Linked DNA regions of Homo sapiens: region 2 is linked to region 1. A link is an interaction called in ENCODE POLR2A ChIA-PET data of the cell type or tissue named here. Cell type or tissue: HepG2. All regions are shown on one strand. Links, peaks and the distances in the headings refer to the core of each region. The heading gives the core; the rest is flanking DNA.

Region 1 (7,991 bases), core at 2,788-5,287:
CCATTTTCTTTATTCAGTCTACCATTGATGGACATTTAGGATGATTCCATGTCTTTGCTATTGTGAACAGTACTGCAATGAACATACATGTACATGTGTCTTTCTGGTAAAACGATTTATATTCCTGTGGGTATATACCCAATAATGGGATTGCTGGGTCAAATGGTAATTCTGTTTTTAATTCTTTGAGGAATCACCACATTGTTTTTCACAATGGTTGAACTAATTTACACTCCCACCAGTAGTGTATAAGCATTACCCTTTCTCCACAACTTCGACAGCATGTTATTTTTTTTATTTTTTACCTAATAGCCATTGTGACTGGTGTGAGCTGGTATCTCCTTGTGGTTTTGGTTTGCATTTCCTTAGTGGTTAGGGAAGCTGAGCATCTTTTCATACACTTGTTGGCCATGTGTATGTCTTTTTCTGAAAAGTATCTGTTCATGTCCTTTGCCCACTTTTTAACAGGGTTGTTTTTTGCTGGTAAATTTATTTACATTTCTTATAGTTTTTGGGTATTAGACCTTTTTCAGGATCATAGTTTGGAAATATTTTCTTCCATTCTGTATTTTGTCTGTTTACTCTGTTGATAGTTTGTTTTCCTGTGCAGAAGCTCTTTAGTCTAATTAGGTCCCATTTGTCAGTCTTTGCTTTTGTTGCGATTGCTTTCAGCATGTCGTGAAATCTTTGCCAGTATCTATGTTCAGAATGGTATTTCCTAGGTTATCTTCCAGAGTTTTTACAGTTTTAGGTTTTGCATTTAAGTCGTTAATCCATCTTGAGTTGATTTTTGTATGTGGTGTAAGGTAAGGGTCCAGCTTCAGTCTTCTGCATGTGGCTAGCTAGTTATCCCAGAACTATTTATTGAATAGGAAGTCCCTTCCAAATGCTTGTTTTTTTCAGGTTTGTCAAAGATAAAATGATTTCAAGTGTGCATTATTATTTCTGGGCTCTTGATTCTGTTCTACTGGTCTCTTCCGTTCTTGTACCAGGACCATGCTGGTTTGGTTACTGTAGCCCTGTAGTATAGTTTGAAGTCAGGTAGTGTGATCCCTCCAGCTTTGTTCTTTTTGCTTAGGATTGCCTTGGCTATTCAGGCTCTTTTTTGGTTCCATATAAATTTTAAAATATTGTTTTCTAGTTCTGTTAAAAATGTTACTGGTAGTTTGATAGGAATAGCATTGAATCTGTAAATTGCTGTGGGCAATATGGCCATTTTAATGATATTGATTCTTCCTATCCATGAGCGTGGAATATTTTTTCCATTTGTTTCTGTTATCTCTGATTTATTTGAGCAGTGTTTTGTAATTCTCATTGTAGAGATCTTTCACCTCCCTGGTTAGCTGTATTCCTTGGGGTTTTATTCTTTTTGTTGTGATTGTGAATGGGATTGCATTCGTGATTTAGCTCTTGGCTTGGCTGTTGGTGGTGTATAGGAATGTTATTTTTGTGTGCTGATTTTGTATCCTTGAAACTTCACCAAACTGTCAGCTCAAGGAGCTTTTGGGCCGAGACTGTGGGATTTTCTAGACATAGAATCATGTCATTTGCAAAAAGGGATTGGTACTTCTCTTTTTTAGTTTGAATGTGTTTTGTTTTTTTCTGTTGCCTGATGGCTCTGGCCAGGACTTCCAATACTATGTTGAGTAGAAGTGATGAGAAAAGGCATCTTTGTCTTATGCCAGTTTTCAAAGGGAATGCTTCCAGCTTTTGCCCTTTCAGTATGATGTTGGCTGTGGGTTTGCCATAGATGGCCCTTACTATTTTGAAGTGTGTGCCTTCAATGCCTAGTTTATTGAGAGTTTTTAACATGAAGGGATGTTGAATTTTATTGAAAGGCTTTTCTGCATCTCTTGAGATAATCATGTGGTTTTTGTATTAGGTTCTGTTTATGTGAAGGATTGCATTTATTGATTTATGTATGTTAAATCAACCTTGCACCCAGGGATAATGCATACTTGATCCTCGTAGATTAGCTTTTGGATGTGCTGCTGGATTCAATTTGCCAGTGTTTTGTTGAGGATTTTTGCATCTATGTTCATCAAGGATATTGGCCTGAAGTTTTCTTTTATTTTTATTGTGTCTTTGCCAGGTTTTGGTGTCAGAATTATCCTGGCCTAATAGAATGAGTTGGAGAGGAGTCCCTCTTCCTCGATTTTGTGGAATACTTGTAGTAGGAATGGTACCAGCTCTTCTTTGTACATCTAGTAGAATTTGGCTCTGAATTTTTCTGGTCCTGGGGTTTTTTTGGTTGATAGGCTATTTATTACTGATTTAATTTCAGAGCTCATTATTGCTCTTTTTGGGAATCCCATTTCTTCCTGGTTCAGACTTGACAGAATGTTTGTGTCCAGGAATTTATCCATTTCATCTAGATTTTCTAGTTTGTTGCATAGAAGTGTTTGTAGTAGTCTCTGATTATCTGTATTTCTGTGGGGTCAGTGGTAAGATCCTTTTGTCATTTCTAATTGTGTTTATTTGGATCTTCTCTCTTTTCGTTTTTATTAATCTGGCTAGCAGTCTATCTTATTTTTTCCAAACAACCAACTCTGGGATTCATTTATTTTATTTTTATGGTTTTTTATGTCTCAATCTCCTTCAGTTCAGCTCTCATTTTGGTTATTTCTTGTCTTCTGCTAGCTTTGGGGTTGGTTTGGTCTTTCTTCTCTAGTTCTTCTAGTGGTGATGTTAGGTGGTTAAATTGAGATCTTTATGACTTTTTGATGTGAGAATTTAGTACTATAAATTTCCCTCTTACCATGGCTTAGCTGTGTCTCAGAGATTCTGGTACATTGTATCTTTGTTCTCATTAGCTTCAAAGAACTTCTTGATTTCTGCCTTAGTTTCATTATTTACCCAAAAATCATTCAGAAGCAGGTTGCTTAATTCCCATGTAATTGTATGGTTTGAGCTATTTTCTTCATATTGAATTCTATTTTTATTTCACTGTGTTTCAAGAGTGTGAAGAACCCAAGTTTTAAAGAGTTTATTCAAGTGCAGAGTTTAAGGGGAGCCACTCAGAAAAAAGACTACAAAGGGAAGGGGTCAGTGCTCTGAAATGAAGAAGATGAGGCTTCACTTATGGGCAGAAGCAGGAAAGCTTTGTGAGATTGCAACATTTTCCATACAGTGCTAGTTTATAAGTTAAAACAATTTGATTGATTACAGTTTGTCCTTTTTCAGGAAAGGTAGATTTATCATTTCATCTTGAGCAATTTGATTATCAAAAGGTCTTCTGTCACCTGGTCTGGGTAGTGTACAAGAAAAAGGAAGGAAGTTAATCTATAATAAAGGGTCAATAATTAAGAGGGGCGGGGTCTTATCTCTGGAACCAGTTAGTCTTTTACAGCATTTTACAGGGCAAAATAAATAAATAAATTAAAAAACAAGAAATGAGTTAATCTATAATCAGATAAGCAAAGGTTACAGCAGCTTGCTGTGTGACTTGGGTCTCACAATCACATTTTCTTTAAGGCTCAAAGTAATTTAAAGTCTCAATAGCTTTAATCTAAATTATTTTCACAATATAAAGAACTCCTATCATTCAACAACAAAAAAAAACCAGTTTTAAAAATTAAATTTTACTGTTTGAAATTTTTAAAAATAATAAAATTTAAAAAGTATACTCCACTATTCAAGCATCTTTTTAAATTCCTCATTTTATATTGAGTAGAATTCAAACTTCAAGGCAATCTTCCTTCACCCTCCTCCACTCTTTGTGCTTCCCGTTGTAGTCTGTTTTCTGAGTGACTCCCCTTAAACTCTGCACTTGAATAAACTCTTTAAAGCTTGGGTTTTTCACACTCTTGAAACACAGTGAAATAACCATCAACAGGCAGTTAATAAATATTTGTGTAATTTTTACCTAGAATTTTACATTTATATTTTAAAATGAACAAACCCGTTTATTATTCCCTCCTTAAGAAACTGGCCTTTTTTTTTTTTTACTTAACACTTTTTCTTCTAATTTCTCCCTAGGGAAGCATTATCTGGAAATATTTTTCCCGAGTAGGATTCATGAGTATTGAAGCAACCCCCCGCCTTTTATTTTTAAGAAAGGAGGTGAGGTCTGTAGTAAAAATAGCTGCCTACATTAGATGGGATTGAGTGGTGAAGGGCTGTTGGTGTTGATTTCTGAAGACCAAAAATCTAATACAAGATGAGAGACAAAATCAAAGGAAGAACAATCCAAGCAAGGGAACAGTTTATGACAAAGTGCAGAAATTTGCAAACAATTCAGCACTTTTGAAATGCAAACACGTGTGAGGTCAGGGTGGAAAGAAGAAAATAGGAGAGGGGCTGAAACGCAGGATGTCTCTTGGCAGAAACAAGATAACAAAAAGCCTCGTGAACTGTACCAAGGAATTTAAGTTTATATGTACTTGAAGATGACAAGCAAGGGACTGAATGTTCACAAGATCACTCTGGCAACCCTGGGGAGACTGGAATCGAAGCAGCATCATTGTCTAGGGTAAATACCCAAGACTTGTTGTCTCATGGCCACGGAAAACTAGGATGCGGACACACAAACACTGAGGTTCAGAGTGGAAGTTTAATAGGTGAAAGAAAGAGAAAAGCTCTCTCTGCTGCAGAGGGAGGGGTCCCAACTGGGTTTTCTGCTTCTATGGTGAAATTCAGGAGGTTTTACAAATGAGCTTGAGGAGGCAGTGTCTGATTCACATAGGGCATGAAAGATTGGTCAGAACAGGTGTGCCATTTGCATAAGGCATGAAAAGCTGGTTAGGACTAGGTGTGGCATTTGCATAGGGCATGAGAGGCTGGCCACCACCACCCTAATCTTTTATTACGTAGATGGGTTCTCTACCTATCAGTGCCGTGTTGCCTGTTTCTTTACTGTACATGGTAACAAAGAAAAGGGAAGATGGAACCTCCATGTTGAACATGCCTGGCCCCAGGTAGCCCTTTTCCATTGGCACAGCTGCCAGCATTCCCCCGTGCAAGCTTCCAGCTTGCTTATCTGTGTTTGCAGCCTGATTTTTCAGGCAGCTCTTTGTTAAAAAAAAAAATAATTTCTTGGGCTGCTTTTTTGTTAGAAGGGAAGCCTTGCCAAGGACTCTTTTACCCTCACTGTCTGCCTAAATAATTTCTTTCTATCTCCTGTATCAGGATGAAGAAGAGGTGCAACTTGGAAAAGAGATCAGCAGCAATCCAGCTGGAAAATAGTGATCATCTGAGAGGAGAGTGGCCATCTGGTTGAATGAAGGGCAACAGGCGTGAATAAAATAAAAGAAGTAGGCTTGATGGGTAACTGACCACCTGTGGGGAATTAAGGATGTTTATCAGAGAGGATGAAATATTGGGATGGTTTTGTGGAGGGAGGGCAGTAGAGGGGTTCAAGCCAGGACATTTGGGCAGAGATGCCCTATCTCTTGGCTTATACTAGTGAGTTCACCTGGATAAAACTTTTACTGTGAAGCGGTGACACTCTGCCCATCCACCTTGTAAGTTCTTCTATTATAAGGCTGTAGAAAAAGACTCAAGTGGCTCTTTAATTTGATTCCTTGTGCAGGTTAGATTTTTTTCCTAGAATAACTTCAGTCTGCTAATTTCACATTAGTATTACTTAAGGTCCTCAACAATCAAAGAAAAGCTGCTTTCAGACTTCAAGTGCCCACAAGGCACTCCTTGGGAACATGTACTACTAATCCTGTGTGTTCCTTCTAAGCCGAACACTGACCTATGAAGTCCCTCAATCAAGTATCTCTGCTCTTTTCCATAGTGTCACTATTACTGTCTTCACTTTTTTTCTTTCATGTCACCCTTTCTCTCTCAGTTTACCTCTTTTCCCTGGGCAAAGATGCTGCCAAAACTATACAGCCAAACTGCCTCCCTAATCAAGACTGGGAATAATAATAGACCACTGCTCCAATGGAGCATCTCTTTCTTTTCAGGGCTGCATGACACTTTGCACGGAGCTTCCTACCTCCAAGTGACATTCTTACCTGCAGCTGAGTAAATGAGTCCGCCTCCCATACAGTTGTTTTATAGGATTTGCTAGGGATTAATTCTTTCTTTTCAGCTGTACCTTGTCAGAGACCACAAATGAACAAAGAGGAACATCAAGAAATAGGAGATAGGCTGCGTTTGGCTTTGTCTGGCATTCACTCCTATTCACCCGGCCAAGTTTCTTGATGCTGTTGTGACGAGGCATTGTTGTGGGTGGAAAGCTTGGAGCTATAATGCACGTGGCTGCCACACAGCTGGCGCTGTCGGCTTGAAGCTGGAATGGAGTGAACCCGCCTGTTAATTTGTACATGAACACACACTAATCTCTCATTCACACCCTGGGTGGCTGGTTTGTTCTGCACACAGATGAATCTAAAAAGCTTTGGCCCTCTGGCATTCCACAGATGAGATTCTCATTAGGAACGGCAGTTCCCTCTCTGACCCAATGGAAGAAGTATCATGGGCTCCAATCCCAGCTTCTCATTCTCTCCCTATTTAATACTACTAATAATATTTAGCATATTTGAGTCCTTCCTACTACTACCAGATCCATGTAAAGAGCTTTACAGACAATCGCCCACTCAGTCCCTACAAACATCTGCTGGGGAGTCACTGCCTAACAGTGGGTGTGTTCCCCATTTCTAAAATTTCCCCAGACCAGTTGCCATCTTCCTTCCTGGACACAATAATTGCTGCTCTAATTTCCCTGCTCTCTAACCCTATCTTTAGATCCATATATCAGTTCCTGCATCCTCAGGGACCCCTGTCTTAATGCTTTCTTCTTTAGCTCCATCCCAGCACACTCTACCTAATATAGTTCCATGGTCCACAGTTCCATGGTCCATGACCATGGACATTATGGTGGCAAGAATTTATCCACCAACCAGGTCACCTCTAGTTTACAATAATAATAAAATTTAAATGTAATTTTATACTTACCTCCAAACTCATCCTTATATACATTAAATATATATATAGCCTACTGTATGCCAACCATACCTTAATAAAGTAGTTTTAAATATAAATTTAATTCAACTTATGTTATTTTGATTATGAACAAATTAAATTGAATTAAGTTTAAGTTTAATTATAATTAATGTAGTATAAAATAGAAATATGATTTTTAATATATTAAATGTAATTATAATTTTCACTCGTGTCCATGTGAAGAGACCACCAAACAGGCTTTGTGTGAGCAACAAGGCTGTTTATTTCACCTGGGTGCAGGTGGGCTGAGTCTGAAAAGAGAGTTAGTGAAGGGAGATAGGGGTGGGGCCGTTTTATAAGATTTGGGTAGGTAAAGGAAAAAGGGGGGTTGTTCTCTGGCGGGCAGGGGTGGGGGTCACAAGGTGCTCAGCAGGGGAGCTTTTGAGCCAGAATGAGCCAGGAGAAGGAATTTCACAAGGTAATGTCATCTGTTAAGGCAGGAACAGGCCATTGTCACTTCTTTTGTGGTGGAGTGTCATCAGTTAAGGCAGGAACCAGCCATCTGGATGTGCACGTGCAGGTCACCGGGGATATGATGGCTTAGCTTGGGCTCAGAGGCCTGACAATAATTATTTAATGTTTTAAACAAAGGTAACAAATACTCAAAATTTATTCCTTCCTAATGATCTGACCATTTTCTATGTTCTTCAGATCATTTCCATGTATTGTAAGTCTGTGGTAGAAATATCTATCCCTGTGTTCTACTATTCCTCCCTTCCCAACTCTGCGTTCAGTGACATCACATTAATAGCTGCTTAAAATCAGCCATGGGAATAGTTACACCAGAGAAGAAGGGAAGTCCTACAAATCAAGGCTTAGTGTATCATTTTGCTGGTTGTGTAGACCAGGAATCACCAAACTAAGGCAAGTGAGTCAAATCTGGCCTAAAGCTAAGAATGAGTTTCACATTTTCAAAGGGTTATAGACAGGAAACAAAGAATATGCTACACAGAACTGATGTAGCTGCAAAGCTTAAAACGTTTACTATCTGTCACTTCACAGAAAAATTTTCTCACTCCTGGTCTAGCACAGGGCTT
Region 2 (7,991 bases), core at 2,901-5,400, 130 kb before region 1:
TGTCCTCAAACCTCCTATTGAATGAATTTAGCAGGAAGACAGAGGGCAAGAGATTCTGGGTAATGGAACTTCCTACGATACAGAAACAGAAAAACAAGGAACTAGCTTGAGACCAAACAGGCAAATGACAGGCATGGAGGGGTGGGTAGAGACCGTGGAAAGGAGGCCAGGCGGAGAATCATGAAGACGCTGAGCTTGTTGCTCTGCCTTCTCCTCCGCCTTGTGCATCTCCCAGCTGCTGAGGCTACAGATGGCCAAAGACACACTATTAAATAAGGTCTGAAAAGTGGATTATAAGGTTCATATCATGACAGGTAGTTAGATAATACATATCAATATACCAAAGCTTCCAAAAAAAACATAAATGCGATAAAGTTCCAATTAGAATGTCAGTAACATATGCAGGGATTGAATAAAAGTGCTGGAAAGATTTCATGAAAGTATAAATCCTGGAGAATCAGTGAGGGCATTTTGAAATGTCGTTTGAATTTTGAATTGCTGGTATAACAAATCAGTACTACAGAGCTACTGAAATTATATGGCTGTGGTTTGGTCTAGGAATACATAGACACATTGATGGACTAGAAGAGGGAATAAAGTAAAAGACCACATTGGTTGTGAGAATGTGATAAATGGCAATGATGGCATTTTAATTCAGTGGTAAGGAATGGATTGTTTAATAAATGGTACAGTCACAGCTGGTTATCCATCTGGAAGAATATAAAACTGGACCCCCTTCATACATCATGGCAAAATATAAATTCCAAATGGATTAAAGTCTTAAATGTAAAAAAAAAAAAAGGAAATCCTGGAACCTCGATGGACATTCTCAAGGCAAAATAGATATGAACCTACCTGAATTGACTTGAAAAATTAAATTATATATAATGAGAGATGCCAGATGCATCTCTTATATGCCATAAGCACAAAACATAACAAAAATACTTGGAGAAGTATTTTCAATGAGGACAGATGTCAATTATTAATAATAGACAAATATCTTTTACACATTTGCAAAAAGAGAACAAACAAGGTAAGTGGGAAAAATGGGCAAAGGATTAGAAGAGACCATTTACACAGGAGCAAATCCAAATGGCCAGCAGATATGTGAAAACATTCTCAGATGTAACAGTTATGAGTGAAGTGCAAATTAATGCATCAATGACTATTTCTTTACATTTATGAATCTGCCAACTTTTTTCAACAAAAGGAAAAATTACTGATGGCAGATATGTGAGGATAGGGCACCCTCACATTGCTGGAGTAATCTGACAATGTTTTAAAAACAGTTTATAAGACTCTAAAATTAGAAACATATATTCTCTTTGATGCAGCAAATACAACTCTAGGAGCTGTCCTATAGAATTAAAAAGAGTTCACAAAGGGACTGCCCATCCGTAGGGAATGTCTGGAATAAACTATTGTATATCCATAGCAGGGAATGCTAAAAAAAAATCAACAAATGAATTGGAGTTATGCCAATGGAATTGGAAGATTTCAACAAAATTTGTTTTCAGTCTGTATAAGATGTCTTTTGTGGAATAAACAATAATATTGAGCAGAAAAAACATTTCTATATATGTGTACCTACAAAAGATAATATGAGTACAGAGAAAAATACAGACAAATATATAAATTTGGTTATATGGAGGCTATGAATTTGGGTTTACTAACAAGGGAGTGGTCTTTTAGTGGAGAAAAAAAGGAGAATTGAATGAGGAGGCTGGTGTAAAGTATGGGGAAAAGATTAAAGCTGTCTATTTCCCATCTTCATATATGATACGATCATGTTAATGTAGTCACATGAAGTCATATTTGTTACATAAAATATCATTATACCATGCATAGTGTTTATAGTTACATAAAACTATATGCATGTGTATGTTCACACATACAGACTTACATTTATTCTATAATTATATATGATACATATATATGATTGCTCATGAATACAAACAAATGCCTCCAGCATAGGGGCCTTCCATGGACTCAGCAGGTCCGCATCCTCCATTGCCTGGTGGCTGATGTCATAGTGACTTTTGCTGCACAGGTAGAGAGAGGTTAGCCAGAAAGCCTGCTTCTGCAGTCCACAAGGCTCTTTCTAAACTAGCTATGGGATTAATTAGAACATGTGACACTGTTTATCTTTTTCATTTATTTTAGTTTGTGGTTTTTCTTTTTTTTTTTTTTTTTTTGAGACGGAGTCTCGCTCTGTCGCCCAGGCCGGACTGCGGACTGCAGTGGCGCAATCTCGGCTCACTGCAAGCTCCGCTTCCCGGGTTCACGCCATTCTCCTGCCTCAGCCTCCCGAGTAGCTGGGACTACAGGCGCCCGCCACCTCGCCCAGCTAATTTTTTGTATTTTTAGTAGAGATGGGGTTTCACCTTGTTAGCCAGGATGGTCTCGATCTCCTGACCTCATGATCCACCCGCCTCGGCCTCCCAAAGTGCTGGGATTACAGGCGTGAGCCACCGCGCCCGGCCTAGTTTGTGGTTTTTCTAAGTGATTGCTCTAAGGCTGAGTCAATTACATTTCCCTTTCCCTTGGGTTTCCCTGGGAAAGAACCACTGCATCCATTTCAGAAACGCTGAGAAAGTAGAAATTATTTAGCCTGCCTGCCTTAGCCTTAGTTTTTTCATCTGTGAAATGAAGGTAATGATACCTACTTTGTCCCTGTCTCATAAGGGTAACATGGAAATTAATAAGATAATTAACTGGATACCAGCTCCTACTAAAGATGTACTATGTATGTAAAGCTTCTTATTGTTCATAAGTTTTCAACTCTGGATTGCGTGTGCCTTTCACTTTTGTAACAGTGGCTTGGAGGGAAAGAGAGTGCACCTGATCTTCTGTAATTAAGCAGAAGGTAAAACACTGCAGTGATTAAGAGAAATCAAAGTCCATTTTATTTATAGATGGATAATCAACTATTTTGCAACAAGGCTTTTGGTACTTGGAAAATCAACTTAAATTCAAAGAATGACTTTGGTAGTCCCACCAAAAAAAAAAAAAAAAAAAAATCAGCTCCTCTTCTTCATCTTCATGGATGTAGGTTGTAACTCCTGACCCTCATTTTCTGTTTCTTTTGTTGCTACCATCAACATTTACCTCCCATAGCATCTGGATACAGCCTATTCACTGTGCTTGCATCAAAGCAATCCTGTTATAAACTCAGAAGGATATTTCCAAAACACAAATCTAGCCCCTCAGAAAACTTTGACTGGTTCTTCTTTGTTTTCCAGACAAAATCTGCAGTCTTTTAAATGGTATCAAGTGATCCTCCATGCCCTGACTCCTCCCTACTTCCCAAAGCTCACATTAGTGTTCTGTTGACCGCTCCCTAGCCATTGTTCACTGACAACTGTAGGGAGGATGGGAAGGTGGCTTTCACCACCGGGTCTGCATAGTATCTGTGCTGCCCACTATGACCTCCACCCACCCCACCCACAACAGTCATCAGTGATGATGGAGCTGGGCCCCAGGCAGCAGCAGGAGCTGGGGTTTGGACCCCAGGGCTGCAGCAGCACTGGCCCACAGCTGAATGGCTGGGAGGAAGGTTGGACTGACCAAGGCTATGTGTAAGAGGAAGGGCACTGCAGGGTTCTGGTCATTAAAAATCTGGAAAGGGAAGGAACCACTAGGTGCAGAGTCGAGTTGGAGGTAGGAAGCAAGGACGTTTGTAACCCAGAAGAAAAGTGAGACTGGAGGGATGCCCTCAGGAACGCTGGATGGAGTTCTTTTTAGATGTCTCAAGTTTACTTTTGTTTTGTTTTTGTTTTTGTTTTTTTGAGATGGAGTCTTGCTCTGTGACCCAGGCTGGAGTGCAGTGGCACGATCTTGGCTCACTGCAACGTCCGCCTCCAGTGTTCAAGCGATTCTCCAGCCTCTGCTTCCTGAGTAGCTGGTATTACAGGCACGCACCTCCACACCCAGCTAATTTTTTTGTATTTTTAGTAGAGACGGGGTTTCACTATGTTGGTTCAGGCTGGCCTTGAACTCCTGACCTCGTGAACTGTTGGCCTTGCCCTCCCAAAGTGTCAAGTTTACTTTTTGAAAGACACATCTTCCATTGTCCTTTTGTTTTCCTCAAAGCAAACAGCAGGCCTACCAGTCCCTTCCCCTCCTCATCTCCCTAAAGGCTGTGCTTGGGCCTCAGAGTGTGCCTCACCTGGTGTTTATAGCTCTTGAGTCTCAGCGGGGAGCAAAGCAACTCTTAACCCTGCATGCACCAGTGAGAATCAAAATGGAAATGGATGTTCATCTCACCTGGATATGGATGCATGTGTGGAAGTTAGAAAGCGTGGCTAAGCTGACACAGATAGAGGCTTCACAGCTGGCTCTTGGCCAGGACAGGTAGTAGAGCAGGGAGCCCCGATTGGTAGCTTCTGCAGATTTCCATGGTGTCAATGTACTTGGGAATACGGTAACATGGCCAATAAATATCAAGCCACCATTTTGTTTGTTTGTTTTTTAATGGCTTTCAGAAGTCACAATAACTTAAAATACAGCTCTCCTGACCCAGTACAAACCAGCAACAGCACACCACCCAGCAAAAACAAGCAGCTTCTGGGACACACACATGACTCTTCCAATAGTTAGGAACTTCCTCTTAGTTAGGAACTATGAAATTAAATGAACAGTTAAATAAACACAGACCATAACTGGAGCCAGCACTAACCTAAATCTCTAGGAAGCATGTATGGAGTGTGTTCTAGGAGAAGACAGCACATGTGACATTTTATGAGACTAAGTCCAGGCATACAAATCAATTTCCTACTGATGCTCAAAGGCAACCATGAACTTGCTGATGTCAGTAGGTCTCCCTTCATCACTCCAGTTTTTTAAGGACTACTCGGCTGACTGGGCTTCTAATACAGATATATCAAATACCTCATCTCTTGCGAACTTCATGGCTCTGAGATGTAGGAATCACTCTTCCCACTTTGTCAACAGGGAAATTGAAGCTCAAAGAGCTCAAGGAGCTTTCTGTGGTACCCTTGCTTACAGACAACTAATGAGTAAATTAGGATATCCAGATGCTCATGTAGACATCATGGGAATGTTTCAATCTTATGTCATATGCAATTTGATTAACTCTCAGACCTTGAAATTAGCAACTGTTGTCCACTATACAATAATCTGTATTTAATCAATATTTTCTAAAGAAATGAATTTTAGATAATTTTCGAAGAAGACAATGATAAATAACAGCCACTTGACGATAAAAATCACCCCCACTGTCCTCCTGAGTAGATGGGAGGGACAGGTAGATTAGTTGACAATTGCTGTTCCTTTTAATGCTGAAATCATTTGGAAAGCTTTGATTTTATTATATCTGCCACTTTTAAGCCCCTCCCCATGTACAAGCTGTTTTATATATTGAGCCTCACTTCATCTGCATCTTAAAAGTAACAAAGCCCCATTTCCACTGTACAGCTGAAAAAAAGAGTTCAGGCAGTTAAGTGATTTGCCTAAATTTGCACAAATTATAGAGGACAGAGTTGGCACTCATGTCCAGTTCTGCCCAGTGTCAATTTCCACACTTGTTCTCCTTGATGACAGAACCTCCCTGCTCCCTTGTCCTCTGTCACCCTACTCTCAGACGCACCACTGGGGTCACCTCCTGTCTCACTCTGAGGGTAGCACATGTGTGCTGTTGCTAGAACTGAGGGAAAAACCCTTTCTTCCACCTGGGCTCTGGTGCTTTCAACATATTTAAATCGAAAATCCAAACATGTGCCACTCAGCACAACAGTCACCTCTACCCATTTGATTCCAAATGCGAAGCTGTTCAATAATGCTGCTTAGAAAGTTCAGGGAGTTATGACATACCATGACCCACTGGGCCCATGTCGTAGCCTTAATCATAATTGGAGCTTGTCTAGAATCTCTCCATTCCTTGGTGCTAACATACAGGATTTTAATCACAAATTTGCAGCTCCATCTCATTATGAAGAGGAGCAATCCCTCACAATGTTGTTAATTGACCTTAATCTAATGTGATGTGTAATACACTCAGCTGGATCCTCAGGCACTCTGGAAACAGAACAGTAAAACACCTCTTAAATCTAAATTATATTTGAAATAGTAGATTAGATTATTCCCAGCATCTGCAAACAAACCGTAGCCTGCTGAAATTTATCTTGCACTTTCCAAACAAGGCAAAGACTCCAGCCTGACATGCTGAATGCTTTATGAGTTCATCTACCCTGAAAGTCACACGCTTGTCTTCCTAATGCACCAAATGGCTGCTGCCTGCAAGGGGATGAGTCCTCTGGCAGAAGAGTGTGGACCCCACACCTGTGCTGGCTCTGAGGCCAGGCTGACCTGTGAAGGGCAAGGTTGCATGTCAGACAGACTGGGCTCATTACCACGTTGGCATTTACCAGCTCTGTGATCTTGGGCAAGTGATTTTAACATTTCTGAGCCACTGACTTCTCCTTGGTGGAGTACTGAGGGACTGAGAAGTTTAGAAAAATCTGCTTACAGCTACAGGAAATTCGTGAAAGTTGATGATATGACCATGTAAAATCTACTCTTCTTCCGTTTTTGTTTTTAATGAACATTTCATTTTAGATAATATAGATAAACATAGAGGTATGATAAATAATACAGAGACCTCTCATTTACCTGTTACCCAGTTTTCCTCAATAGTAGAATCTTGCAAAATTGTATTACAGTATCACAACTAGGATATCATCATCGTTACAGTCAAGATAAAGAACAATTCTGTTATCACCAGGATCCTCACATCGCTCTTTGATAGAATCCCCTAGCACCTCACTTCTGCCGTCCTTAATCACTGGCAGCTACTAATCTATTCTCAATTTCTATAATTTCATCATTCAAAAGTTTTATAGAAACAGAACCATTCAGTATGTAAGCTTTGGGGATTGACTTTTTCACTCATGATAAGTCCCCGGAGACTTATCCAGGTTGTTGCACGCACCCATTGTTCACTGCTTTTCATTGCTGAGTAGTATTTCACAGTCAGGATTTACTAGCTTGTTTAACCACTTACTGGCTTAAAGACAACTGGGTTGTTTCCAGTTTTTGACTTTTACAAGTTAAGTTGCTATGAATATTTGAGTACAGGTTTTTGTGAACAAATAGTTTAATTTTTATTGGATGAGTGACCAAGAGCACAACTGCTGGACCATTTGGTAGTTGCATGTTCGGTTGCATGAGAAACTGCCAAACTTTTCCCAAGTGACTGTGCCTTTTCATATCCCTCACCGACAATATATCACTGATTCAGTCCCTCTACATGCACTCCACATTGCTGTTATCACTACTTTAAAAAAAAAAGCCATTCTGATAAGTTTGTCATGATATCTCACTGTGGTTTTAATATGCATATTCCTAATGTCTAATGATGCTGTGCACCTTTCTATTTGCTTATTTACCATCTGTATATCCTCAAGTGAAATTTCTATTCATGTCCTTTACCAATTTTCTAATTGAAATATTTGTATTTTTATTGTTGAGTTTAAGACTTATATTCTATATTCTATACAGGTCCTTTGTTAGATATGTCATTTGCAAATATTTTTCTCCAGTCTGTACCTTGTCTTTGCATCCTCTTATTAGGGGTTTGCAGTGAGCTCAAGTTTTTAATTTGATGGTTTCTAATTATACATTTCCTTGAATGGATTGTGTAGTGTCAAACCTAAGAACTCTTTGCTTAACTCCACATTCTGAAAATTTTCTCCTATGTATTATCTATAAGTTATATAGCACTAAATTTTTTTAATCTAAGTCCATGATTCATTTGGAGTTAACGTTTATATAAGCTATGATATTTAGGTCAAGGTTCGTTTTTAATCTATGGATGTGTAATTGTTTTGGTATCATTTATTGAAAAAGCTATCCTTCTTCCATTGAATAGCTTTTGCACTTTTGTCAAACATCAGTTGAGTGTATTTTTGTGGGCTTATATCTGGATCTTTATTCTGTTCCATTGATCTATGTCTATGTGAAACCAGCCCTAT

Evidence for each region. Peaks named below come from ENCODE experiments on the same cell type or tissue, not always from the same donor. Only the 100,000 strongest peaks of a DNase experiment are listed, where the experiment ranks them.
Region 2: POLR2A ChIA-PET joins it to region 1 with 6 read pairs; 2 of 35 experiments call an interaction of 5 or more read pairs at or near these places.

Annotation. Positions count from the first base shown.
Region 1 is chr2:126,375,081-126,383,071 of GRCh38, forward strand. No RefSeq gene overlaps it. Among named protein-coding and RNA genes, the nearest start is that of LINC01941, 260 kb to the left of the region's middle. In HepG2, for the core only: no CTCF peak of the experiment used is centred there; no DNase peak of the experiment used is centred there.
Region 2 is chr2:126,247,771-126,255,761 of GRCh38, forward strand. No RefSeq gene overlaps it. Among named protein-coding and RNA genes, the nearest start is that of LINC01941, 130 kb to the left of the region's middle. In HepG2, for the core only: no CTCF peak of the experiment used is centred there; a DNase peak (open chromatin) is centred at 4,061.